Linked DNA regions of Mus musculus: region 1 is linked to region 2. The links are chromatin loops, found by intact Hi-C in ENCODE. Cell type or tissue: left cerebral cortex. All regions are shown on one strand. Links, peaks and the distances in the headings refer to the core of each region. The heading gives the core; the rest is flanking DNA.

What was found. A loop is a pair of places that touch in the nucleus more often than their neighbours do. Peaks named below come from ENCODE experiments on the same cell type or tissue, not always from the same donor. Only the 100,000 strongest peaks of a DNase experiment are listed, where the experiment ranks them.
Region 1: it touches region 2 in a loop (5-fold over the local background); 14 of 42 quality-filtered maps call a loop at or near these places.

The regions. Positions count from the first base shown.
Region 1 is chr16:18,626,194-18,638,629 of GRCm38, forward strand. It overlaps Septin5 (septin 5), which reads right to left and starts at 3,745. Exons shown (of 12, transcript NM_213614.2): 1 at 3,615-3,745; 2 at 3,458-3,468. The coding sequence starts at 3,657. In left cerebral cortex, for the core only: CTCF peaks have their summits at 6,054 (motif pointing right) and 7,878; DNase peaks (open chromatin) are centred at 2,304, 2,638, 2,900, 3,402 and 2 more places; H3K4me3 peaks cover 2,403 bases; H3K27ac peaks cover 2,496 bases.
Region 2 is chr16:18,793,193-18,805,628 of GRCm38, forward strand. It overlaps Cdc45 (cell division cycle 45), which reads right to left. Exons shown (of 19, transcript NM_001358206.1): 6 at 12,190-12,245; 7 at 8,609-8,657; 8 at 5,484-5,545; 9 at 4,157-4,207; 10 at 2,633-2,752; 11 at 1,903-2,034; 12 at 1,570-1,668; 13 at 1-147. It overlaps Gm52240 (a long non-coding RNA gene), which reads left to right and starts at 2,750. Exons shown (of 3, transcript XR_003951899.1): 1 at 2,750-2,828; 2 at 3,727-3,800; 3 at 4,102-4,436. In left cerebral cortex, for the core only: a CTCF peak has its summit at 5,833; DNase peaks (open chromatin) are centred at 2,231, 2,562 and 5,833.

The DNA of each region.
Region 1 (12,436 bases), core at 1,835-9,834, 170 kb before region 2:
GCCTCGTTCAGACCCTACACCAGGGTCAGGCCTGTCGGGGCCAGCGATCTCGAGCGATTTGCGCTGGGTAAATCTGCTCTTAAGCCCTCTTCTGCCTCGGGTTTTGAAGACGCGAAAACTGAGCCCCGGAGAGGGAGCGTCGCCCACCTGGTAGGCCGCTGACCTCAGAAGTCCTGCGAGCCATTCCCTTGCCTCTGCGCGGGGGGCGCGGGCTGTGGCCGCGTCGAGGCTCAGCAGCGGCTCCAGTGCGAGCACGAGGCGGGGCTTCGCGGGCCCACGGCAGCGGCGGAGGGGACCGCCCCGCCCGCCGTCGCCGGGAAACGGTCGCCTGGAAATTGGGCCGCAGGCGGAGCCTCGAGAAAACGGCTGCGATGGGCAGGGCCCGACCGAGGCGCTCGGGCGGGGGCGCCGCGTGGAGCCGGAGCGCAGCCGTGGCACCCGAGGCCGCGTCCGGACCGTCCGTAGGCGGGCGGCGAGGTGTCTGCGGTCGTGGAACTCTGCCTCTGGGACGTCGCGCCGCTGCCGCCCACAAGAGGGCGCTGCGGAACGCTCCGGACTCACATGCAACCGCGGGGGAAGCGGCCCCAGCCAACACCTTCCTCTCCTTGCTCTTCACCCGAAAACCCTGAACCATGCATGCCTCGGCAACCAAACTACCCACAGACACACCCCTCCCCACTCCTTGAGGCTCACTCCTTCCTACCCGCCCCCTGCGTTTGTGCACATGCGGGTGATTGGGGGAAATTCTTTCCCGCGTGGCATCTTCATATGCACTGAGGACAGAGCGCATCTCCCCTACTAAGCCCTGCTGTGGGTGAGGGGAACAGGTCTTTAATCTCAGCACTTGAGAGGCAGAGGCAGGCGGATGTCTCTGAGTTTTGGGCCAGCCTGGTCTACATAGCGAAGTCCAGGACAGTCAGGACTACATAGACTCTATCTCAAAAAAACAAATTAAGGGTGCCTGGGATGCAGTGGCCAGAGTTCAGATGGCCGGCTTCCTTCAGAGCTTGGAAGCTTTAGCTAGCCCTCAGCTAGGCAAAACTTCTGCCCACAACATGCCAACACTTTAGGTACCAGATGTTCCAGGAATTGGGAAGCCATTGGCTGTGAGCCACCAAACTTTTCCTCAGTCCTCATTTCTAACCCCACCAGAATCAGAGCTCCAGCCCCAGGCTGCAAGAAACTAGACAAGCCACTGTCCAGAGTGGGCAAAGGACCAGGAGACCTCCCTCCTCTATGCAGGTACCACCCCTCCTCCATGAAGCCTCACCGTCTTAGCTTCCTGGAGGGGCCTCCACCCTGGGTCTTGCTATGGGCACCCCCGGGGTGACTAGCACCTGGGGAGGAGCCTGAGCCCACAGCTGCAACAGGAGAGCCATTCATCCCAGGGCTGAAAAGAAGCCTCCCAGTTCTGGCTCCCAGAAAGTGGCTACTGGTTCCTGTCTGACCTACATGAAGCATTTAGACTGAGTCCTATCCCTCACCCCCTCACCCCCCACTCCACCCCAATCACCGCAAACACAGCTCTCAGCCCAGCATCACCTAGGCAGGTTGCTATCTCCGACCTAGGGCGGGCATCTCTGGAAGAGCACACAGATGCCCTTGGCTGAACCATACCCTGATGCTGAACAGACCTAGTAGGTCTTAGACTGACTGCCTTTCAACTTGTTCATTGGGAATGTACATGCTTAGGGGACATCCCAGCCAAACAGCCTGTCTAAGTATCACCCAAGCAGGCCATCATAGCCTGTGTATTCCCTGGAGAAGCCCTAGGGGAGGAGCCTTGCACCCCCTTTTTCTAGTCCCAGAGGCTCAACAAATATTCCTCAGGGATATGAAGCCATACACAGCAAAACACACCTCTTCGTGAGAAGGAGCCTGTTGAGGCTTCCCATTCTTAGAATTATGACTAGGCTCTGAAGCGGCAGGCACAACCAACAAAGTCCTCATCACTGCCTGAGAAGAGATATGGGTGCAAAGGGCAGACAGACACCTCCTTCTACCCAGACTGCTGCTCTACCCCCTCCCCCAGTTAGAGTCAGAAAGAGGCCTGGTTAAGCCCGGCCCTGTGCAGCCATATTGGGAACCAAGGTATTCCACACTGTTCCCCCAGGCCCACAAGGTCCCAGCTCGGACACCAGAGCTCCAGCACTGTTCTGGGGCTCACTCCATCTGCCTTCACCCAGCGCTCTCTTCCTTCAGGCCTGGGGATAGGGAGTGGCATAAGGCTGGCTCCTAGCTAACCAGAGGATGGGCAGATGCAGGCCTGAAGGACTCATACTCCATCAGGAAGGGGGAGGGGTCTCCATCCTAGCAGCAACAGACAGGAGAACATGGATGGTGCTAAGCAGCAAGTACCCCAGCCAGGTGACTTGGAAGACCTTCCAGAGGCCCAGGAGAAGCCTAGGTCCTTGCCTTCCTAGCCTCTGGCCCCCCTCTCCCTTACACAATAGCATGTGTCCCCATCGGGCTTTGTCTGGCTTACTGGGATGGGGAGGCAGTTCTCCTGGGGGAGCCCCTCCCAGTGAGTCTCATCAGCCTTGGGCGGGGCATGTCCCTGCCAGGAGACTGTGACTCTCCGGCTCACCCCATCTGCCAGCTGCTTTTGCTCTGTCTGATGATGTACTCTGGTCTAGTACTCTGGAGTCCAATGCTAGGCGAGAACACCCATCCCCAGCAAGGCTTGCTGAAGCCTTCTGGTGTCAGAATTGGGCCTCCCCCACCCCATCTTCAAACAGGGCCTAGCTCAAGCCACAGAGGACATCCCTTTGGTCACCCACTTCCACAGCACTCTGGTTTCACAACCCTCAGCTCCTTTGGATTTTCACAGGTTACCCGGTAGGCTGGTACTTTCCCTGGGGTGGGGAAATCAGGCTAGCCCCCCTCTGGAAGGCCACAGCCTGGCTGTACTCAAGGTTTGGAGGGCTAGTGCTAGGATGACTCAGATGGGGAGCCTTGCAAGTTCCAGGTCTTGGAAGATGCTCTGCCAAAGACTAGTGAGCATAAATTTAGGCACAGAAGAGAGACACCCAAAGGTGCATGGGCATGAAGCAGAGGCCCCATGGTATTGCTCAGGAGACTGGTGGGCCCCCCCCCCCATTCCTGGCCTGTCATAACTACAGCCTCACCCAGGACCCCCAGCACGAGGCCTTCCGGTCAGGTTAAAAAGGGGATGCTGGCCCTGGACTAGAGGAGAGAGGCCCTTATCCCAGCCTCCCTTTCTGGGGAGGTGCCTAGGCCGCTGCTATACAGGTCAGGGAACCAAGCGCAGTGCCTACACTTCCCCTCCGTAGCCCCAGGAGCAGCGGCGCTGCCCCTACAGACAATCGATTAACGCCAAAGGACTGGGTGACGGCCGGCGGGGGCGGGGTCACGCCTGGGCGCCACCAGCATCGGTGCCACAATGGGTGACAGCCGGTCCGATCTCACCACCGGCCGAGCGGCGCAACGCCAGTACCTGTTTGTCCTCTGCATGGTCCGGGTCGTGATCCGGGTCCGGGCGGGTCCGGGAGGGTCCGGGCCGGCGGGCAGGGGAGAGACGGAGACAGACGGTGAGAGGCGGGCGGGCGGCGGGGACAAAGGAGCGCGGGCACGCGGACAGGCTCTGGGCTCACCTGGGGTCGCCAGCTTGCTTTTGTACCGCAGTCCTGTGCTCATGGTGGCCGCCGGCGGGGGACGTGTGGCGGCGGGCGCGCGGGCGGGGCGCGGCGACCAGCGGTGGAGGCCGAGGCCGGCTGAGGGGTGACCCGCCCCTCCGCGCCGCCACCACCCGCCCCGCCCGCGCGCCCGCCAGCCAATCGGCGCCCGCCGCGCCCACGCGCGACCCGGAGAGGCCGGTGGGGGCGGGGACTGAGGCGTCCCGCTGTGGTTCCCCCCAGGCCTTTGGTTCTCCCGGCCGCGCGAGTGCAGCCGGGCTATTCCCACGGCTTCGTCCGGAACGCCCCCTCCCCTTCCTGTCATCTAGCCCAGGCCTAGACTCTGTTCTCCCTTGGCTGTCGCTGGAAGCCGGTTGGTTCCTGGGCCTCTGACCTTCCATCGAGTGGCCATTCTATAAAGCATGTCCCAGGACTGTGCTTCATGCAGCCGATGAATGAGTTCAGGTGATATAAAGACCCCTTTTTCACCCCATCAAGAAGCATTTGGAAGGGGCAGACCTGGAGCCCTACCCTTGGTACATTGAGCACAAGTCCAGAACCCGAGCTCTCCTGCAGTCTGCTGGGTGCTAGGCATTCTACACTGGACACACACAAACGCCTGGGCAAGATGGAAAGCACACGGCAGGCAGGGTGTGGTTGTAAGATGGGAGTACTTGAGGTGTATGGCTAGAAGGACACAATCCGAAGGCCACCTTAGCCCTCCTTGCTCCAGCTCTGGTCCCGGTTTTCTGTGATCTGTGCTCTCCCCAGCTACCCCCCTGGAGAGGGGTTGAAGGGGGCTGAGGGACACATAAAGACAAGTCCATGCTCAGAGCCACATTTATGCATGAAGATGCTGTGACTCTGAATCTTCAAAAAGTTGATAGGACTAAGTGACCCACGGTGTGAATAACTTCTGTGTTACTGTCACATCCCAGGTGGTGGCTTAAACCTCACCAGAGAGTCTGTGACCAGGGTAGGGATGTTCCATTGTCCAAATCTTTCTTCTACAGCCTAAGGATCAGATGGGGCATATGACACACTGTGGTGCATCTTTGGGATCTAGAGAGGGCACTCACACGTGATCAAGTGCTAATCATTTTGTGTATAAAACAATGTAGAAGTAAAAGTGTCTACACATCTCTTAGGTTTGGCTTCACCAGTGACTTTTTTCATGGCGTTCTTGGGGGAATTTGGAACTCTGTTAGAGGAATATGTGCAGTCTGAGGCAGGGACAGAAACACAATGTCAGGACTTCTGAGCTTGCCAGTTCTGAGTCTGGAGAAACCCACGAAGGAAAGCTAGGACATTAAGCCTGAGCTGACTGTTACTGTCACTCCAACGGCAGAAACAAAGTGGGGGGAAAAGGAAGTATCTTCCCTGGGGCACTGATGGGAGGGACACTCCTGGTCTCCTCTAGTTAGGGGGTTGTGCTTGGCTGCCTTGGCCCGGAGGGAAGTGTAGGAGAGGGGAAAGAAGCTTGTGTATAGAAGAGGAATAAATTATAAAACAATTCTGATGAGCCCTCGACTTGGGTAAAACGGCTGTGGAGACGTGCAGCTGGTCAGATGCTCAGTGGGAGGTGAATGGGCGGGTGTCACCGAGGCCTGAGAGATAGACTTTGAAGGGTGCAGTTAGGGGCAACCTGGCTTGGTACCACATGTGAAAACATCTGTGGGGAGCTTGAGTTGTTCAGTCCTATGGGAGAGCTGGGATCTGCTCCCTTGTCCTGGGACTCTAGTCACCTATGACTGTGAGTCCTGGGGTGGCTTCAAGTCGCTCACAGAGGAAAGAGGTTGCCATGCTGTACTGAGGAGTAATAATAATTGTGACTCAACAGACACTGTATGCACAGGGGACATTGCTGAGGTCAGGAAAATGGGCCATGAAGGCATTATCAGATTTGCAGGACCCGTCCCCAGGTCTGCCTTGTGTACAGTGTGAGTGTCACAAAGGTCATAGACTCTGGCCGGAATAGCCAGGGGCTGAGGTCTAAACAAAACTCCTGTATGGCTTTTGCCCATGGGAAAGCACAGACAGCAGTCTCTGATGGGCTCTCTCAAGGGTCAGAGAGGCAGCAGGAGTGGCAGGGTGGGGACTTGCACACCTGCGTTTACCTGTTGAAGACGTTATGGCTTCCAGCGGCACTTGCTTTGCTTTTCTGTCCTAGAGCTGGCTGTAGTACAAAGAGAAGTAAACAGAAGACTTCTGCGTGGGGGAAATGCTACTTTTTTTTTTTAATTCATAAGGAAAAGAAGTTAATGAGTGAAAAAAATAAGCTATGTCAAGAAAAATCTGTTCAAGCAACTGGGGCTACAAATAGCTCACTTTTCAGAAAAAAAAAAAAAAAAAAAAAACAACCAACCCAAACCCTTCTCTTTTTGTTAAATCATGCTGTGTCTCCCCTCAGCACAGACGGCAGGGGGAGCTGACTTTTCCCTGGCACCGTAATGCCAGTTGGGTAAGCAGAGCACTCTTTGGGAGATAGCATTGGTGCAAACCATAGTGACTAGACACGGTGAGGCAGTTAATGAAGATGCTGAGGTTTAGAGGTGGGGAAGTTTGTTCTGGGTGACAGAGAGATGGGAGCAACTGGGGCCAATGGTAAGAAAATTCTAGAATGTTTACTGTTACTGCCGTTCACTTCGGAGGTTGAGGGCTAAGGTCAAACTGTGTGCAGCAGGTGAGACCTCCCTTTGCAAAACCTTCTACAGCTCCCCCACCCCATAACTACCTCAGAACAGGCCTGGCTCAAGCTGTAATGCCCAGGTTTTGTGCCTAAGCACAGGACAGCAAGTGCAGCTTAGAATGAGCTGGGGACCCGCATGAGATTAAAACCAGGCCTATGGAGTCCAGCCCCATTTCTGAGACGGATAGGACATGGCCCCAGCCCAGCTAGGGGCTTGGCCTACTCACACAGCCCACTACAGCCTGAACTCATGCTCCTTCTGTCCCCTCTCCCTTCATCCTCCAGTGGAGCTCAGTCTCCTTCCTGACCCTTCCTTTGTCTTTCTGTGGGGAGGTTCTCACACTGCCCTTGCTGCCCTCACTGAGCCAGAAAACATACACCCATCTTCTTGCACTTGGGAGCTTTGTACCAGGAAGTGCTCCCTTCAGCTTCCTGCCAGTGTGCTGTAGGAGCTGCACTGCTCCTAAGTGTGGTGCTGTCTCCACAGAGCCACACTTCTGTCCCCAGCCCCTTCTGCCGGGTCAGAAGCTGTGATACACACTTCTGCAGAATCAGACAGTAGGCTCACAGTGATCAGTGCAGACCAGCGCCCAGGAAAGCCTTGTCTCCTGCTAGACCCAGCATCATGGCAGGTGGAGTGGGGGTGGGAAAAACCAGCCAAGAGGGTCAGAGTAAAGGAGGCTGCAGACTGCAGGCTCCGATGTCCAGACTTCCCCGCCTCTGCAGTGGGCATATCATCTTGCAAGGGGGATCTATGTGGATTTGAGGCTCAGGGGTGTCCTCCCTGCTCCTAAAGACATTGGTTGTCTCAAAACACAGGGCAAATGTGAGAACATTAAAGTGTACTTAGAGAATGCTTTCCTTGATTTTCTTGCTAGATGAATGTAAGGGGACCACACAGCAGACCTAGTCACCAAAGACAGACGTTAGAAGGGCACAGAATTCCAGCAGCTGCCCCTGCCAAGAGGGTGTGGCTGACTCTGCTTAAAGCTCTCTGTGTGCACTGCAAGGCTCCAGGGAGGCTGAGTCCTGGTCCACACTGAGCAGCTGGAGGAGTGCTACAAAGGGTGCCTATGCCTTGAGAGAGGGAGCCAGCCTGGGACCCAGAGCAGCCTGGGTCTTTGAGAAGGTGGAGGGAGCCTCCAAGACATTTGGCAAGCTGGAGAGTCCCCTGTGATCCTCTGGGGTGGTGTCTTGGGACCTTTGAGAGTGAGAATTGTCGCAGGCATGGCTGCTTGTGACCGAGCTCTCCAGGAGACTGACCCTGTACCAGGTGCATGCACAGGGCTGGGTACCACCCTGCGGCAGTACCCCACACTTCTGAGGTTGTCTGACCTCATTGAACTTCTAGAGCTTTATGGAAAGCCAGAGATAAAAGAAAAAGATGAGTGAGTTAGGAGATGGTGCCAGCGTCAAGCAGCTCCCAGAAGCACAGAGGCATTTAAAAAATCTCGTATTGACTGTAAAGATGGCTCAGCGCTTCAGAGAATCCAAGTTTCCAGCACCACTCTGGGCAGCTTACAACTGCCTATAACTCCAGTTTCAGTGATTCAATCCCCTCTGCTGCCCACTGCAGGCACCTTCAGGAACATGGTATACATCTATGCATCTAGGCACACACACACACATGTGGGAAGCCACATGTGCCGTTGCAGAGTGGCACTGACTACTGCTGGCCACCACGCACAAGTTTGGACAAACAACCAATGTGTACATATGCAGTAAAGTTTTTTGCAAAGACACCGCCTGGCTCGGGCATGATAATGAGGCTTTGAGAGTATAACCAATCATATGTGAGACATGCAAATGAGGTATGATAATGAGGCTCTGTGAGGTACAGAGAGCGAGAGTAGCCAATCAGATGAGGAACATGCAAATGAGGCGTAGTGTATAACCAATCCAGGTGTGAGACACACCTCTCCTAGGCCTATATAAGCAGCACCAGTTCTGAGCTCGGGGTCTTTTCGCCTCTGCTATCAAGCTCTCCCAATAAACGTGTGCAGAAGGATCCTGTTGCAGCGTCGTTCTTGCTGGTCGAGTCCGGCGCGCGCAAGACACACACCACACACACACACGCACACACACACACACACACACACACATCAAAGTAAACATAAGTCTTTCCAAGTAAACGTCACAAGAATATGTGGTTTGGAAAGGTGAGGTGGTACAGAGGCCAGAGCAGCAGCGACATTGGCCCTGAGCCACCCAGTGTGCGCAGATAAGGGTCTACTCTCTGCCGCTGCCTCTCCTCTTGGCATGGAACCTCCTGGTGCTCTCCAGATCCTCACTGCATCCCACCTTCTAGACTTAACCTGCAGGTGTTAGGCCACCAGCAGACCTGAAAATCTTTCTGGAATAAACAGGGCAAAAAGCAGGGCTGTGTGTGGCCGCCACACATGAGTCACAAGGACCAGCTGCTACCTTCTGCAGTAGGCACAAGTTCTAACCCAACACTCCACCCAGGCACTGGCTGAGGGTCTGGCACTGCTCAGGGCCTGTGTGGCAGTGGGGACAGAGCCTGTAGAACAGCACAGGAAAGCACCCACCAGGGCCTCCACGGCAGGTATCCACTGTTTGAGTCTTAAAGTTTCAGATGACTGGCCATGTCCTGGTAAGGATATTACCTGGGAGGTCTCAGCTCAATCAACCATTGTCTGTGTCTTGCTTTAGGCTGACACTGCTCAGGGACACCTTGGATCATGGGAGTCAGTCTTAGGCAGACAAAGGGACGCTGAGCAGATGCCACCAGCTGTGCAGCTGGCCTGTATGGAGACCCCCTGTTCATGCTTTAAGGGTACAACGTGATCTCTGCTCAGTACCTATTTATTTCTGTTGAGTATTTGTTGTGTGTCTGACAGGGCAGAGCCATGTACCATTGAGTGGGAGAGATACACTGTGTGGCAGGACACCGCTTGACTGGTAGAAAATGGTGAGGTGGACGTAAAGTTGGTGGCTAACCAGAGCCAGCCCTCATGTGTGCCTGCCACCCAGCCCATGCCCTAGATGGAAGTTGCTACCTGTCACCTTCCTTATTCCAAAAGCTGTCTTTTAGAGGTCTCCATGTAAACTTGGTGGAGTGGTGCATGCTTTTAATCCCAGCACCTGGGAGGAGGCAGAGGCAGAAACAGGCAGATCTGTGAGTTAGGGAGGCTAGAAAGGGAGGGAGGGAGGGAGGGAGGAAGGAAGGAAGGAAGGAAGGAAGGAAGGAAGGAAGGAAGGGAAGAAGGAAGAGAGGAAGGAAGGGAGAAAGAAAGGAAACTTAGTTCCTAGAGTGGTAGTATGGAAGGTGGTGGTATGCCCTTGGCCCTTTACGAGGTCAAGCCTGGCGGCTCACTGCATGCACTGTTTTCAGAAGAGATGACTGTTATCCTCATGGGCCCCGTATTTCTCAGCTGAGGGCTTTTATGGAACCAGAGTCTGACTACACTAAAGTCTCTTTTTGTCCTTCCTATGCAAGATGTGGTCACTCAATTCTGCACGCACACACACACACAGAAACACACATACACACACACACATGTTTGTGTGCACACTTTTGTCATGTGACATGCCATAACAGAGCTGTCAACAGGTCTGCAAGGTTGTGGACAACATGCCCTTAAGTCCTGGAACCTGTAAACTAAACAAACCTCTCTTAAAATTTATTTTTAAGCTGGGCAATGGTGGCACATGCCTTTAATCCCAGCACTTGGGAGGCAGATGCAGGTGGATTTCTGAGTTCGAGGCCAGCCTGGTTTACAGAGTGAATTCCAGTATAGCCAGGGCTACACAGAGAAACCCCGTCTCCAAAAACAAAACACATTATTTTTTAAAATCTATTATTATTATTAGTGGAGGGGACATGTGTAGTGGTCAGAGCACAGCTTTGTGGAGTCATTTCTCTCCTTCCACACTTGGGTGGGTCCTGGGAATTGAACTTAGGTCATCAGGCTTGTGTGACAGATGCATTTCCCCAACACCATCTTGCCAGCCCAGCCACTTTGTTTCATCAGTAGCCTGCCCCAGGTGCTTTGTTATAGAAATGCAAGCTCACTGACAGACACTGTGCTGAGAAAACAAGTGCCTGCCTTCCCTCTGCTCCACATCACAGTCCACACCGGTGGCCCTAATTCGTGCCGACTCCATCAACAAGCAGGCAGTCAGCTCTGCAGTAACCCATGGCTGAGTTCAGTTTCAACTTGGGAAAGAGTCTCAGATTCCGCAGGATCCAAGTGCTCAGCAGACTTCCGACCTGCTAGCCAGAACTGAGGGTTCTGTAGCCCCCTCCTTAGGATTGGTTCATCTGCTTGAGGGAGAATTGAATTTGTTTGAGGGAACACAGAACCCAGGAAACACTTATATTTTAAAGTCCATGACAAAGGTTACAGATGATGGGCTCTGGGGAGGTGTGGGAGGAGGGAGTGCTGGTCAGTTCCATCCTGGCCCTGCCCTCAGGTGCCCCAGTGTGCAGTGATTTGGACACTCCTTTTGTTGTTTTGTAGGGAGTTCATTGCATGTCTAATGCTAAAATAGCCTGGGGTGGGGAGACTCAGCAGGGCCTGTCTACTGGGCATTCTGTAGTAACTCCTTCCTGAAGGTGTGAGGCAGGACCCTCTGGGGCGAGGAGAGTTGGTAAGAACTCCCTGAGGGAGGAAATTATGGGTTCTACGGCCAGCAATGGGGAGGGAGAGAGGAGCGAGAACTGTGGAGGAAAACCAAGACACAGACAGCAAGTCAGTGACCACCCCACACACTGTCACCTTAAGAGCAAGATCCCCAAATATGCATGCTTGCTCTCTCTCTCTCTCTCTCTCTCTCTCTCTCTCTCTCTCTCTCTTTCCTTTTCTTTTTTCTTCCATTTATTTTTTGAGATAGTGTCTCACTGTGTAGTCCTGGCTGGCCTGAAACTCTATGTTGACCTTGAACTCACTGAGATCCACTTGACCATGCCTGTCACCTGCTGGGATTAAAGGAGTATAGCACAGTGCTTGCCTCCCAACATGAACATTCTGAGAGACATTCAGACCAGAGTGCTCTCTGGAGCAGGACACACCTTGATTATCACAGCAGAAACAGGGCAGAAGCTCACTCTTCACGATTTAGAGGGAAGCAATTAATTATCTACCTATTCCTTGGTGGCAATCACATCAGCATCCTTGGTGTGGGCAAGAGTCTAAGTTCTTTACAGATACATGGAAGTTCCTGACTCCAGGAGGATTTGGTGGCCTCTCACGTGCTCTCCAGATCTAAAGATACAAGCCAGACAACTGTGCTCAGTGAGGAGGCTAAAGGCCAGTACCAGACCTGGATCTAGCAGCCCTGTGCAATGAGAAGGGCCACCTTACATTGCCTACTTGGCACATGTCCCCTGCCATGTTCCTCTCCCTGAAACAGCTTCCATTGGAACTTCATTGCTATGACATTTTGAAAGCCCACATGGTTCAAATGCTCTAAAAAACTAGAGAGATGGCTCAGTGGTTAAGAGCAGCCAGTGGGCTGCTTGCTCTTCCAGAGGACCTGGGTTCAATTTCCAGTGCTTCCATGGTGGCTCACTACTGGTTCCAGGAGATCTGGCACCCTCTTCCCTTCTTCTGCCCTTTTCAGGCTCTAGATATGAAGGTGATGCACAGTTATATGCATAGGTAAAGTATTCATATACATTAAAAAACAAACAGCAGGGCAGTGGTGGCGCACACCTTTAATCCCAGCACTTGGGAGGCAGAGGCAGGCAGATTTCTGAGTTCCAGGCCAGCCTGCTCTACAAAGTGAGTTCCAGGACAGCCAGGGAAACAGAGAAACCCTGTCTCGAACCCCCCAAAACATACAAACAAACAAACAACTAAACTACTTTGCAGTTCGTTAACTCACACCCTAAGAAGCTTTCAGAAATGCTTAGCAGCAAAGGAAAGCGTTAGTCTGTGCTGGAGGTGGTTGTATTCCCATGAGGCTCAAAGCAGAGAAGGAATGCAGGCTGTGTACCAGACACAGGACCTCTTGAATTTACCCTTTACCATCCTCCCACCACCTCAGGCCATAGCCACCAGGTCTGATGGTGTCTGGATCACTCCATCTGCTGAGGCTCATGGAGGTGTGAGGAAATGGTCCAGGCTTCTTGCATCACAGACCCTGA
Region 2 (12,436 bases), core at 2,085-10,084:
AGAGCCTGGATGAAGTGGTCTGTCCCTGAGCCATCCTTCTCAGGACTCTCCATTAGAGACATGGTGGCAAAGACGACATCACTGGCCAGGAATTTATGCTTGAACCCAAACTGAATGCTGAAAGTCTGTACACGCATGTCCTTCATCCTGTCCAGGGAGGAAGCGATGTGCTTATCTATCAATCTCAACTTTACACAGCTCGTATGACCAGACCAGACTAAAAGATACCCTAAGTTACTCACTGGTCCTCAAGAATGCTCTCTGTGACCATCGCTTAGAGGATGAGGGAGGCCAAACACCCACACATGCAGGCCCTGAAGCCAACTGCCCTGACCTAGGCTGCTTCAGCAATGAACACTACATAGCCACCAGGCCTAGGGTAGCGCAAAATTCTCATTTATGCTCTAATGTCAGCCTGCCAGGTAGGAGTAGGCAGGTACTGGGCTTCAGTGGCACCTGAAGACCTGGTAGGAAAGAGTATGCCTGCCTCTGGCCCCTGTGCCTTATTTCTGATTCTAGTCTATCTGTCTACATCATAGTACCAGAATTTAAAGACCCTAAACATGCCAGATGTGGTGGCACATACCTTTAATCCCAGTATTCAGGAAGCAGAGGCAGGCAGACTTTCTGTGAGTTCAAGGCCTGGTCTACAAGGTCTATATAGTGAATTCTACTATAGCCAGGATCCTTTCTCAAAAAAAACCCAAAAAAACCAAAACAAAACCCTAAACGCAAGGGTCGTTTTACTATTTTCATGAACTTACTGTGTGAATGCATGTGTCTATGTGTACATATGTCCAAGGAGGCCAGAAAAGGGTATAGGATACTCTGGAGATGGAGTTACAAGCAATTATGGGCCAGTAGACATGGAGCTGGGGGTGGGAGGGTGTCTGTCCTCTGGAAGGGCAGTATGCACTTTTCTTTTTAAATTAATTAATTAATTCTTATTTTATGTGCATTGGGGCTTTGCCTGTGTGTACATTTGTGTGAGAGTCAGAGCCCCTGGAACTGGAGCCACAGACAGTTGTGAGCTGCCATGTGGATTGAACCTGGATCCTCTAGAAGAGCAGTCAGTGCTCTTAACTGCTGAGCCATATTTCCAGCCCAAGAAAGTGCATTTTTTTTCTGGTTTTTCGAGACAGGGTTTCCCCTGTGTCCTAGAACTCACTCTGTAGCCCAGGCTGGCCTTGAACTCACAAAGATTCTTGTGCCTTTGCTTCACAGGCTGGGATTAAAGGCATGTGCCATTACTGCCCAGCAAGAAAGCACAACTGTAATCCAAAGAAAACCCAACATTTCATTCGGTTAGGTTTGACTCAGTCCCAGTGGACTGCACATCTTTGGGGCCAGCTCTTACTCTTGCATCAGTGCAGATGGATGGTTAAAGGGAAGCTCTTTTTCTAAGAAGTGTAGTCCATGCTGGGCATGGTGGATGACACCTTTCATTCCCAGCAGAGGCCAGCCTGGGCTAGACTGAGGCTCCAGGATGGCCGGGTTACACAGAAACCCTATCTGGGAAAAAAGGAAAAGGAAAACAAAAACAAAAACATAATCTAGAAAAGCATTTACCCAAATTTATTTGCAGATTCTTCAATCATTTCTCGCAGATTCCCCTTCAAGGAAACGTCCATGGACTGAAATTTCTGCTTGACTTGCTTCAGGGGAAGCCTGGAGGGAGCAAGCTGTATGAATGAGACAAGACACTGACAGCAGGGAAGAGGCCTGCTGTGGGGTCCCTGTGCATGCCCACCAGGGGTGTCTTGACAGGTGCACGCAGACCATGTGCTAGGACATGGAGGAGGGATTGTACTTTACACCCAAGTAAGTCACATCAGAGTGGGGCTGCTTTGTGCCAGCAGGGTGAAGACAGGGTAGGGGGCTACAGGCAAGGCAGTTACTTACCCCATGTCTGCAAGGAACTCCTGGAGTCGTTTCTGCCCATGCACAGACCAGAGCTTAAACCTGGCTGCTGTGTAGCTGGTGTTGTACAGGCTTTCATGGAGGGACCAGTGCTGATACAGTACCAGGCAGAGGCTAGGTCCAAGGTCAAGGAATACATGTGGTGCCCACTGCCTTCTACCTACCTGGAGCTGACAGTGGCCTACAACCCTGGGTTGGTATGGATCCACCCAGAATTATTAGTGGACATCCCTATTTGTGGGACTCTCTTTTGTTGGAGCCTGCCTGGGGCCAGTAGACCTCAGAGCTCTGACTCATGCAGGGAGCAGCTGAAGTTAAACCATTTTCTCCCTCTAACAGACCAACATGCATATATCCCCCTGAGTCTATGGTCCTATCTCAGGCCTCTCCTCCAGGATCAGATAGACTCTGCAGTCTTGCTGATGCCTTGCCACCGCTCTACTGGACACTTGGTGCTTTTTGTCCCCATCAGTGCCTCTCCTTCCCAACTTCTAGAGCCCAGGGTCTGCAGTCCACTTTGCTTCAGCTCTCAGAAGTCTGCGGCATGACTCAGACATCGTCTGTGTCCAGAAAATAGACCACAATCACACTGGTCACAGGAGGACATGGGTGGTTCTATCACCATAGTAACGAAACAGAAAGCATCTGCTGAGCAACATGCTAACAGCCACGAGTACTGCCTAAACCCCAGGGTAGTGAGCTGCAAAGATACTCATACTCGAAGGAGATCCGGGTGCAGTCTACAGAGAGCATGTTCTCCTCCGCCTCGTTTCGGTGGTTATGACGGGACACATGACGCTGCAGGATGCCAACATCAGTCACGTACTTCATTCTGGAAGAAAGCATGGTTGGCTGAACCAGCTCCCTCCCCAGCTGTTCCTGAAGGAGGGTTGAGGAAGCTTGTTCAGGTATAAAGCTACAGACCGAGTTGGGCAGGGTGCTCTCTGGCCAGGCTATGCCCCATCTTTAGGTACTGAGATACCCTTGGAAAACAGCACCCAGGGGGCTAGCCAGGTGTCTAGCCCACACAGTCAATTAGACCCTGGAACAATAATCCACATACGGAGTCCAGACTAGCACACATAATGCCAGCAAGTGCAGATGGGGTAGGCAGGTCCTGCTCCAGGTCTCAGTGGGCCACCAACTGGGATGGTAACAAGAAGGTCTACCCTGAGGCCAAGAGCAGGATATGTCCCCCATGTTACATGTACTGTCATTTCTAGATTTTATGTCACCTATATGCCTGTCCCATGCCATCTTTTTAAACAATAAATTTATTTTTTTTAAATTTGTTTGTGTTCATGTGTGGGTGGGTGCCTGGAGGTCAGAAGGTATCAGAACCCTTGTAGCTGGACTTATGGGAGGTTGTAAGCCTTTCAACACGGGTGCTGAACTAAGAACTGAACTCGAGTCCTCCATAAGAGCACAGTCGCTCTTGCTCCTAAACTAAACTATCTCACCCACACCCCCATCCATTCAGAGAAGGGTCTGAGGCCCAGCAAGGCTGGAGGCTGAATCAATGTGGCGATCCAGGCAACAGAAGTCTGACCAGAGCTTGAGTTTTGAGTTTTTAAACTTCTGACCACGCAGAGGGCCTAATACATTGTGGGGCCTTCTGCAGACGCACAAGGACTGAGGTGAAAAGTGGAAGGCAGTGAGTAGGGACCCTCCTGTGGGCTCAGGCCTGGCCTTTTCACTCTCTTACAAGTCCTACTTGATAACCACAAGACGTTGGACCGTGTCCCAGTCCCAAGCGAGACAATGAGAGACTCTGTTTGCCTGTTCAAAGCTCTGCCTCCTTCCCAGTTCACAGAGTCCACAGAAGGGGAGCCTGCCACACTCACAGAGGATCCGAGACTCTGCGCCTTGCCAACCCTCTTGTAAGTCTCTTGTTTTGTGAACAAACTCACCCCCCTGACAGGAGCCCTAGGCCTTCTTCTCTTCCCTTCCTTCCTTCCCTACCTGCATCCATCTCTCCCCTAACCTCCAGTGTGCACAGGCTACATCTTAGTACCTGTCTCTAGGCCACAGCTGCTGCTGGCTCCACCCAGGGGACTTCTCAGGCTGTAAGGAGGCCAAGCTAGGCCATAAGCAAAGGTCCTAAGGCCAAGAGCCCAGGTAAGAAGAGCCACCCTCCTCCTTCTCACTGATACTGCTTCCCATGTCCTTGTGCTGACTCAGGGGCTGCCACATGCACAGAGCACAGAGCTACCCTCAAACGGAGGCCATCACTTACTGAGTGATCTTGTCATGCACCCACTGGTCTGTCAGTCCAACAATGGCCCACCTGGAAGGAAAGCAGATGATGCGGTAAAGCTACAAGGTGCCTGGACTCGGTAAGTTATGTGTCCTGGAGCCAAGTGACTTGATGGACAGTCCAGGAGTGTCCTGTTAGCATGGCCCCAAAACTCACTGTGCCCTGCCACCAATTTGTGAATAATTATCTTGGGCTTCTTTTCTACTGTAATTTTGAAATGTTGACATTTGCGCCTTCCATCTTTAAAAAAATGGGGAAATCTTAGGGAAAGTTTTCCCTGAGATACTGGAAGAAACACAAGGTCAGTCTTCCAGCTCTAGGTCAAAGCTTGGGTGGACATAAACTATACTTAGGTCAGAGAGAAGCCACCAGTGTAAACAAGTGACCTAAAGGACTCATCACAAGTTAGACAAGAAAGCACAAGGGAATCCATCCAGTAAAGAAAGCATCCTATTAAAGGTACACTGCACACACCCAGGACCAGGCCTCCGTGATTCCTGTTAAGACCGGTCGCTATTGGATCTAGGAGGAAACCAATTTAGCTTGAATACCAAAGCAACTAATTATTTAGCACTAACCAACCTGGCTGGGAGCAGTTGTTTCCGCAAGTGGCCAGTTAGGAATAAGTACAGGCATAGCATAGGAATAAGAGCTGAGTGGGGCCAAAAGATGGGCATCTTTACACCTGGACAATGGCAGGGCAAAGTCCTAACCTGTCCGGATTCTCTGCAGCCCAATGTAATGGTGATCAGACCTGAAGGACCTTGGTGTACTGCTTGCAGAGAAAACGAGGACCACAAGGGGCCAAGGAGGCAGAGCCAAGCCAGAATTACATGGTTCTCATTTATAAAGACCAGATCCTCTTTCAAAATCAATCAAGTTGACAGTGACTGGGAGGCTCACTGGTCTGTGTGCTCAAGGCCCTGGTTACAGTCTGACAGGGAAATTGCAGAAAGGGACAATTCTGAGTTGGATTGTACCAGTGCCAGGGCTGCAAGAATGCCGACCAAGGTCGATCTCACTCAAACCTCCACTTACTGTACCTGCTGGGCATGAGGCTAAGTAAGCATCAAGAGTGCAGAGACAGGAGCTGACCTGGAGCCCCACTGTCCTCAATGACCGTCCCCCAGCCTCATACTTAACCCTTGGAAAACGAGGCTTATAAGTCATCCCAGAGAGGGGCTGCACCTAACATTCCTCATGGAAACACTGGACTGTCCATGTGACAGTGACTTTAGCTGGTGGCAGGACTCCCAAGATGCTTTAGCAGGATTTCCATGTTTGTGTGTGTATGTGCGCTACATACCACAGCATGTCATTCAGGTCCTTGGACATCATCCACGCCAGGTCAAACATCACCATGGCCGACTGCAAGGAAAACAAAAAAGCCTGAAGCCAAAAGCAACTAAGTTACAGAAGGGGCCACACAGTGGGGACAGTGGGACGGCTCCAAGCCAAGGAGCCCAGTGAAGTCCTGCAGATCAGGGTATTCAAGCTATTCAGCATGTGAGAAAAAAAGTCCCCATCAGAGTGAGGGAAAGATGACAGAGTAATTCCGCTGACCCCAAACATCAGTCTCTGCTATCTAATGTCATCTGCATCTTTGTGTTTAATCATGTAGCACATGAAGGATGGAAACAAAGTGCCACCCAGTGGGAAGCCCAGGCATAGCACTGTGCAAGGAAGGCTGCACATCTCAGGCGATGCTCAAAGCTATCATGAAAACAGGTCAGGAGGCCCTGTGGCCTGACTGTCCACCCTACATCCATATTCTTCCTGCATGGAGGCAGCCTCAGACCCAGATGAGGAAGGGCTCTGGTTCTGGTCACATGGATAGAGTGGGAGGTCTGAGTTTGGTGAGAGACTGTGAAGACAGTGGGTGTCTGACCAGCAGACTTAGCATGAGATGCGGATTTCCTCCAGGGAGAAAATTTTCAAGGGATCTGGAGAAGTCAGGTGTCATTTCTGAGAGAGTATTAGTTCCCTCTCTATCCACTGCAAGGGCTGAGCAGAGAACCAAAGGATGGTAAACCTTCAACTATAAACGAGACATAGGAAATATACTACCAAGAGTCCAAGATCTAAGGGCCAAAGCTGAAGACTAACTACAGTGTTTTTACTGAAACAAATTTGATTTGTACTGAGCTACATCACTTTTGCATTATCATAAACAATCAGACAAAAATCCTACATCAAATTAATGTGTTAAGAACCATATATCTAAGCCAAGCATGGTGGTGCACACCTTTAATCCCAGCACTCGGGAGGCGGAGGCAGAGGCAGGCAGATTTCTGAGTTCGAGGCTAGCCTGGTCTACAAAGTGAGTTCCAAGACAGCCAGGGCTACACAGAGAAGAAACACCATCTCAAAAAACCAACCCCCTCCCCCAAAAAAAGAACCATATATCTTCTACAGCTACTGAAGGCCCTAAATCCTGGCCAGTGTTAACAGAGCCAGGTGCTACTGTAATCCCATAGTTTAATCTTCTTGCACAGAGATTAATACATATTTATTTATTTGTTACTTAGAGAGTGTCACATTATGTAGCCCTGGATGGCCTTGAACTCGCTAGGTAGACCAGTCAGGCCTTAAACTCAGAGATCTTCCTGCTTTTGCCTCCCAAATGCTGGAATTAAAGGTGTGTGCCACTGTATTGGCTAGTTTTATGTCAAGTTGACACAAGCTGAAATCATCAGAGAGGAGGGAACCTCAAATAAGAAAATGCTTCCATAAGTTTAGGTTGTAAGCAAGCCTATAGGGCATTTTCTTAATTAGTGATTGATGGGGAAGGCCCCGCCCATAGTGGGTGGTGCCATCTCTGGTCTAGCAGTCCTGGGCTTTACAAGAAAGCAGGTTGAACAAACCAGGAGGAGGAAGCCAGTAAGCAGCATTCCTCCACATCCTCTGCATCAGCCCCAGCCTACAGGGTCCTGCCCTGGTTTGAGCTTTTACCCTGACTTCACTCAGAGAGGGATCATTACCTGGAAGTGGAAGCTGAAAATAAACCCTCTCCTCCCAACGATGCTTTCTTTGGTCATAGTGTTTCATCACAGCATTAGTAATCCAACCAAAACAGCCACCACACCCAGCCTAATCAGTCTTTTTAAAGATTTGCTTTATTTTATGTGTGAGCGCTTTGCCTGAATGTGTCTGTGCACCATGTATGTGCCTGGTACCTACAGGTCAGAGGAAGGGGCAGATACTCTGGACCTGAATCCATGGACGGCTATGAGCTAGGATGTAGGTGCTGGGAAACAAATCTGCCTTCTCTGAGCTGCTCTTAACGACATTTTGATGATGAACAAAAGGGTAGCTGCTACACAGCCTGAGGGGCTACCCTGACAACTGCCTCTGAAAGGAGCACCTGTGCCCTTGACCTAGGATGGGTTTACCTAACACTGCAGAAACAAGACAAAACAAGCAGCATTCAATACATCTAATTCACCCAACATTCTAGCTTAGCTGCACTGTGGAGCATGTTTGGTTTCTCTGGATCTCCTGGCTGACTAGATACTTTAGACCACTATGGTTGTGAAGCAGACAGTAGTCCAGAGAAGCTCAAATGTGAAGCACCTAGAAGCACTCTTGTCTCTCTCTCTCCGAGACAGGATGTCTCTGTTTAGCTCGGGCTATCAGGGAAGTCACTCTATAGGACAGGCTGGCCTCACGCTCAAGAGATCCTCCACCTCTGCCTTCCAGGTCCTGGGGCTAAAGTTGTGTGCCACCATGCCTGGCTTACTTTATGAATGAAATAAAGGTTAGCGTGATTCTAGAATTAAAAATAATTAGCAAGTGCTGGAGGTGGGTGGCTCAGTGGTAAGTACTTTCCTGGTATATTCGAGTTCTAGGTTTGATCCTCAGTGCTACAAAAACTGAAAGGCAAAAGGCAAGAATTTGGGTTTTGTTTTTGTTTTTAAATAAGGGGGGGAATGATTTATTTTAGATTACAATTTCAGTCACCACCAAGGCATGGGAAAGAACAGCTCATGTCAAGATGGCCAGGAAGCAGAAAGAATCCCATTACCATCTAAAATTTATCTTGGCGGGTACAACGGTGTGTAAATATATTCCCAGCTATTTAGGAGGAGGCAGGAGGATCACTTGAAGCCAGAGGCTCAGGGCTAGGCAGGGCTGTATAAAAAGTCCTCTTCTCAGAAAATCGCTTTCTACTGGGCAGGTATCACTTTTGTAATACCAAAGAAAGAAAGAAAGAAAAAAAAAGCCACGAGGCAAACCAGAGCACACTGCGAAGCATCTGTCACTCAGTTTCCAGAGGAGTAGGGGGACAGCGCAGAGGTTGCACTGCCCACCCAAAGGCACCTCTGACGAGCAACAGGATTTTCTGGCTGTGAAACCTTTGTTCTCTCTTATTGTAGGACACTGATCCCTGGAGTGAAAACTTTACAGTGTGTCAGATCTGTTCATACTTACCGATGTCCCATAATATTCATACTGCTCGTAGTCAAAGAGGATGTCTTTCCTGTAACAACACAAAATGGTATCTTTAACTGAAAGCAGCAGGACAAGAAGATAAACTTTTTGAAAAAGGCTAAAACTTTAGTTTCAACAGTTACTTTTCCACTTGTTGACTCTCTAGCAGAATGTACACATACACCTTAGGCAGGCCTGTCTCAGACTCTTGCTTCTGAGAAATTACCTCAAAGCAATGAAAAAGAAAAAAGAAGACACACTATTATATACACAAAGTTGTTAACTGTACACTTATTTGCAATGATAAAGTAAGTGAGGTAACCTATAGTTTAAAGAACAGAGAAAAAGGCTTGATAATGTGGTATACACCTGTAATCCCAGCAGTCAGGAAACTGAGACAGAACGTTTGAATAGTTGGAGGCCAGCCTGGGCTATACAGTAAGGCAAAAAAAAAAAAAAAAAAAAAAGGGGGGAGGGGAATAAATAAATAAATGAGTGAATGAATAAAAAGGCTGAGGAGATGGCTCAACTGATAAAACATGCTTACCATGCAAGTATGATGAACTGAGTTTGGATCCCCAGTGTCCATATAAAAAGCCAGATGCTGTGTGTACTGGGGTTAGGAGGGGGAGGCACAGACAGGTGATGCTCAGAGCTCAAGGCCCAGCCAGTCTCATCAAACTGATGAGCCCCATCATCAAGTGAGACCTTGCCTCCAAAGAATAAAATGGAAAGCAACCAAGAGAAACACTCAAGGCTGCCCACATGTACACACCTACACCACTCTCAAACAAAGAAATTAAAACATCCTTAAATAGAAAGGGAGCAGAAATCTTTTTCTTTTTTTTTTCCAGTGTTTTGGATTGAGCCCAGAGGGTTATATTCATATATGGAAGCATCACACTAGACCCCATTAATATGTACAGTTAATGTGTTAATAATACTGAGCTGATTAAAAAGAATGAATTTATGAAATTCCTAGCCAAATGGATGGACCTGGAGGGCATCATCCTGAGTGAGGTAACACATTCACAAAGGAACTCACACAATATGTACTCACTGATAAGTGGATATTAGCCCAAAACCTAAGATACCCAAGATATAAGATACAATTTCCTAAACACATGAAACTCAAGAAAAATGAAGACTGAAGTGTGAACACTATGCCCCTCCTTAGAAGTGGGAACAAAACACCCTTGGAAGGAGTTACAGAGACAAAGTTTGGAGCTGAGATAAAAGGATGGACCATGTAGACACTAGCATATCCGGGGATCCATCCCATAATCAGCTTCCAAATGCTGACACCATTGCATACACTAGCAAGATTATGCTGAAAGGACCCTGATATAGCTGTCTCTTGTCAGAGTATGCCTGGGCCTAGCAAACATAGAAGTGGATGCTCACAGTCGGCTATTGGATGGATCACATGGCCCCCAATGAAGGAGCTAGAGAAAGTACCAAAGAAGCTAAAGGGATCTGCAACCCTATAGGTGGAACAACATTATGAACTAACCAGTACCCCGGAGCTCTTGACTCTAGCTGCATATGCATCAAAAGATGGCCTAGTCGGCCATCACTCGAAAGAGAGGCCCATTGGACACGCAAACTTTATATGCCCCAGTACAGGGGAACGCCAGGGCCATAAAAGGGGAGTGGGTGGGTAGGGGAGAGGGGGTGGGTGGCTATGGGGGACTTTTGGTATAGCATTGCAAATGTAAATGAGCGAAATACCTAATAAAAAATGGAAAAAAAAAAAAGAAATATTAAGGAAAAGTAAAAAAAAAATAATAATAATACTGAGCTGTTTCTGTGTTGGTTTTTGTAAAAATTTTTTAAACCTTTATTTATTTAAATGAGTATGAACGTGTACCTGTGAGTACCTAGGAGTTAGGGATGCTTGTGAGCTACCACATGGATGCTGAGAATCAAACCCAAGTCCTCTGCAAGAGCAACAAGTATTCTTAACCACCAAGCCATCTCTCCAGCCCCTGCTTTTGATTTCTGAGTTAGGTAGGGTATGATTAGGTGGCCTCAGCTGGCCTGGGATTTGGCAGAGAACCACCTTCCTTGGCCTTTCAAGAGCTGCGATTAAATGTGTGACACCACACCTGGCTTTAAACATAAGAAGTTTTTAAAAGACTGTTCAGAAGTATAAAACTCTGTGACCTGAGGATGGGCTCAGGACCACATAAACTGGGTGTGGTAGCGCACACCTACAATCTACAATCCCAGTAGAAGCAGGAGGAACAAAAGCCCAAGGTCATCCTCGGCTACACAGCAAGTTTGAGGACAGCTTGGGCTACACAAGACCTTTGTCACAAAAGCCAACAAATGAAAACCAAAAGTGAATTCAGAAATATAAAAAGTGATTACAGCCAGACCTAGTGGCACCCTCTTGGGCTCTCAGCGGGGGAAGCTGCAGGAGCAACATAAGCCAGGGACACACGCTGAGACCTGTGCCAACTAGTTTTCAGGAGAAAAATGTAAAATTGCCAGGCGTGGCGGCACACGCCTTTAATCCCAGCACTTGGGAGGCAGAGGCAGGCAGATTTCTGAGTTCGAGGCCAGCCTGGTCTACAAAGTGAATTCCAATACAGCCAGGGCTAAACAGAGAAACCCTGTCTTGAAAACCCAAAAAAAAAAAAAAAAAAAAAAAAAGAAAAATGTAAAATTAGATGTGTAGTTTGATAATGTAAAATATGCACAAATATAGATAATTCAGAGAGAAATTCAGGATATTTCAGAAACAAATTAAAAAAGAAACGTAAACTCAGAACTGCTTGTTCTCACTTATCTATTTTTACATGTCTAGAAATGGCCTGAAATTGTCTTTTTATAGGGGGTGTAGTCTTCTTTCTCATGGTGGGCACAACCTTTATCTGGACCACAAAGGATGACAGCAAAGGTCGTTAGCAAGCAACTCCTTTTTTTGGTTTTGTTTTTTTTTTTTTTTTTTTGGTTTTCAAGACAGGGTTCCTCTGTGTAGCCCTGGTTGTTCTGGAACTCACTCTGTAGACCAGGTTGGCCTCGAACTCAGAAATTCGCCTGCCTCTGCCTTGCCTCCCAAAGTGCTGGGATTAAAGGCGTGGCAACTCTTACTGTGCCAGGTTTCACACACACAGCTACCTCTGTTTTTTCAAGCTAGAATAACCATTCTAGCATTTTCATTTCAAAGCACCTCAGCTGTTTTACACATGGAATAATAGAAATTATGGATAACTCAGTTTCTGTTCATATTTCTTTCCATGAAAGTTTTATACAACCACTAGGTATCTGTTATTTTATTTTTTAAAAGATTATAAATGAAAGTATCCATATTTGAGAAACAAATCTGGTTAAGGCCTCATTTCTAACAGAAAAGCCTGGATTTGAGAGACTATTGGGCCTGTCCTGTAATTCTAGGAAGCCAAGGACAATTCACGGGGTGATTCAAGGCTGTCTTCAAAGCAATAGCCACATACTCTCTTCAGAATGCTGACCCAGACTCCTAAGGGAACATGGCATTCAGAAAGGGCTAGAGGTACGAGGCTAATGGACAAAATCTGGGGTCTTGTAACAGAGATCCACTTCTCCAGACTCACCTTCGGGCCTCCCACTCCCTGCGCTGCCTCCTCTTCCTGTTTCGCTCCACTATCTCCTGAAATAGTGACAAACAAAAGAAAAATGTGGTTTAGTGAGAATGGCCCCTTGTGCTCATATATTTGAATATACTTGGTTCCCAGTTGGTGGAACTGTTTGGGAAGGATTAGGAGGTATGGCCTTGTAGGAGGAGGTGTGTCACTAGGGGTAGGCTTTGAGGTTTCAGAAGCCTACTCCATTCCCAGTAAG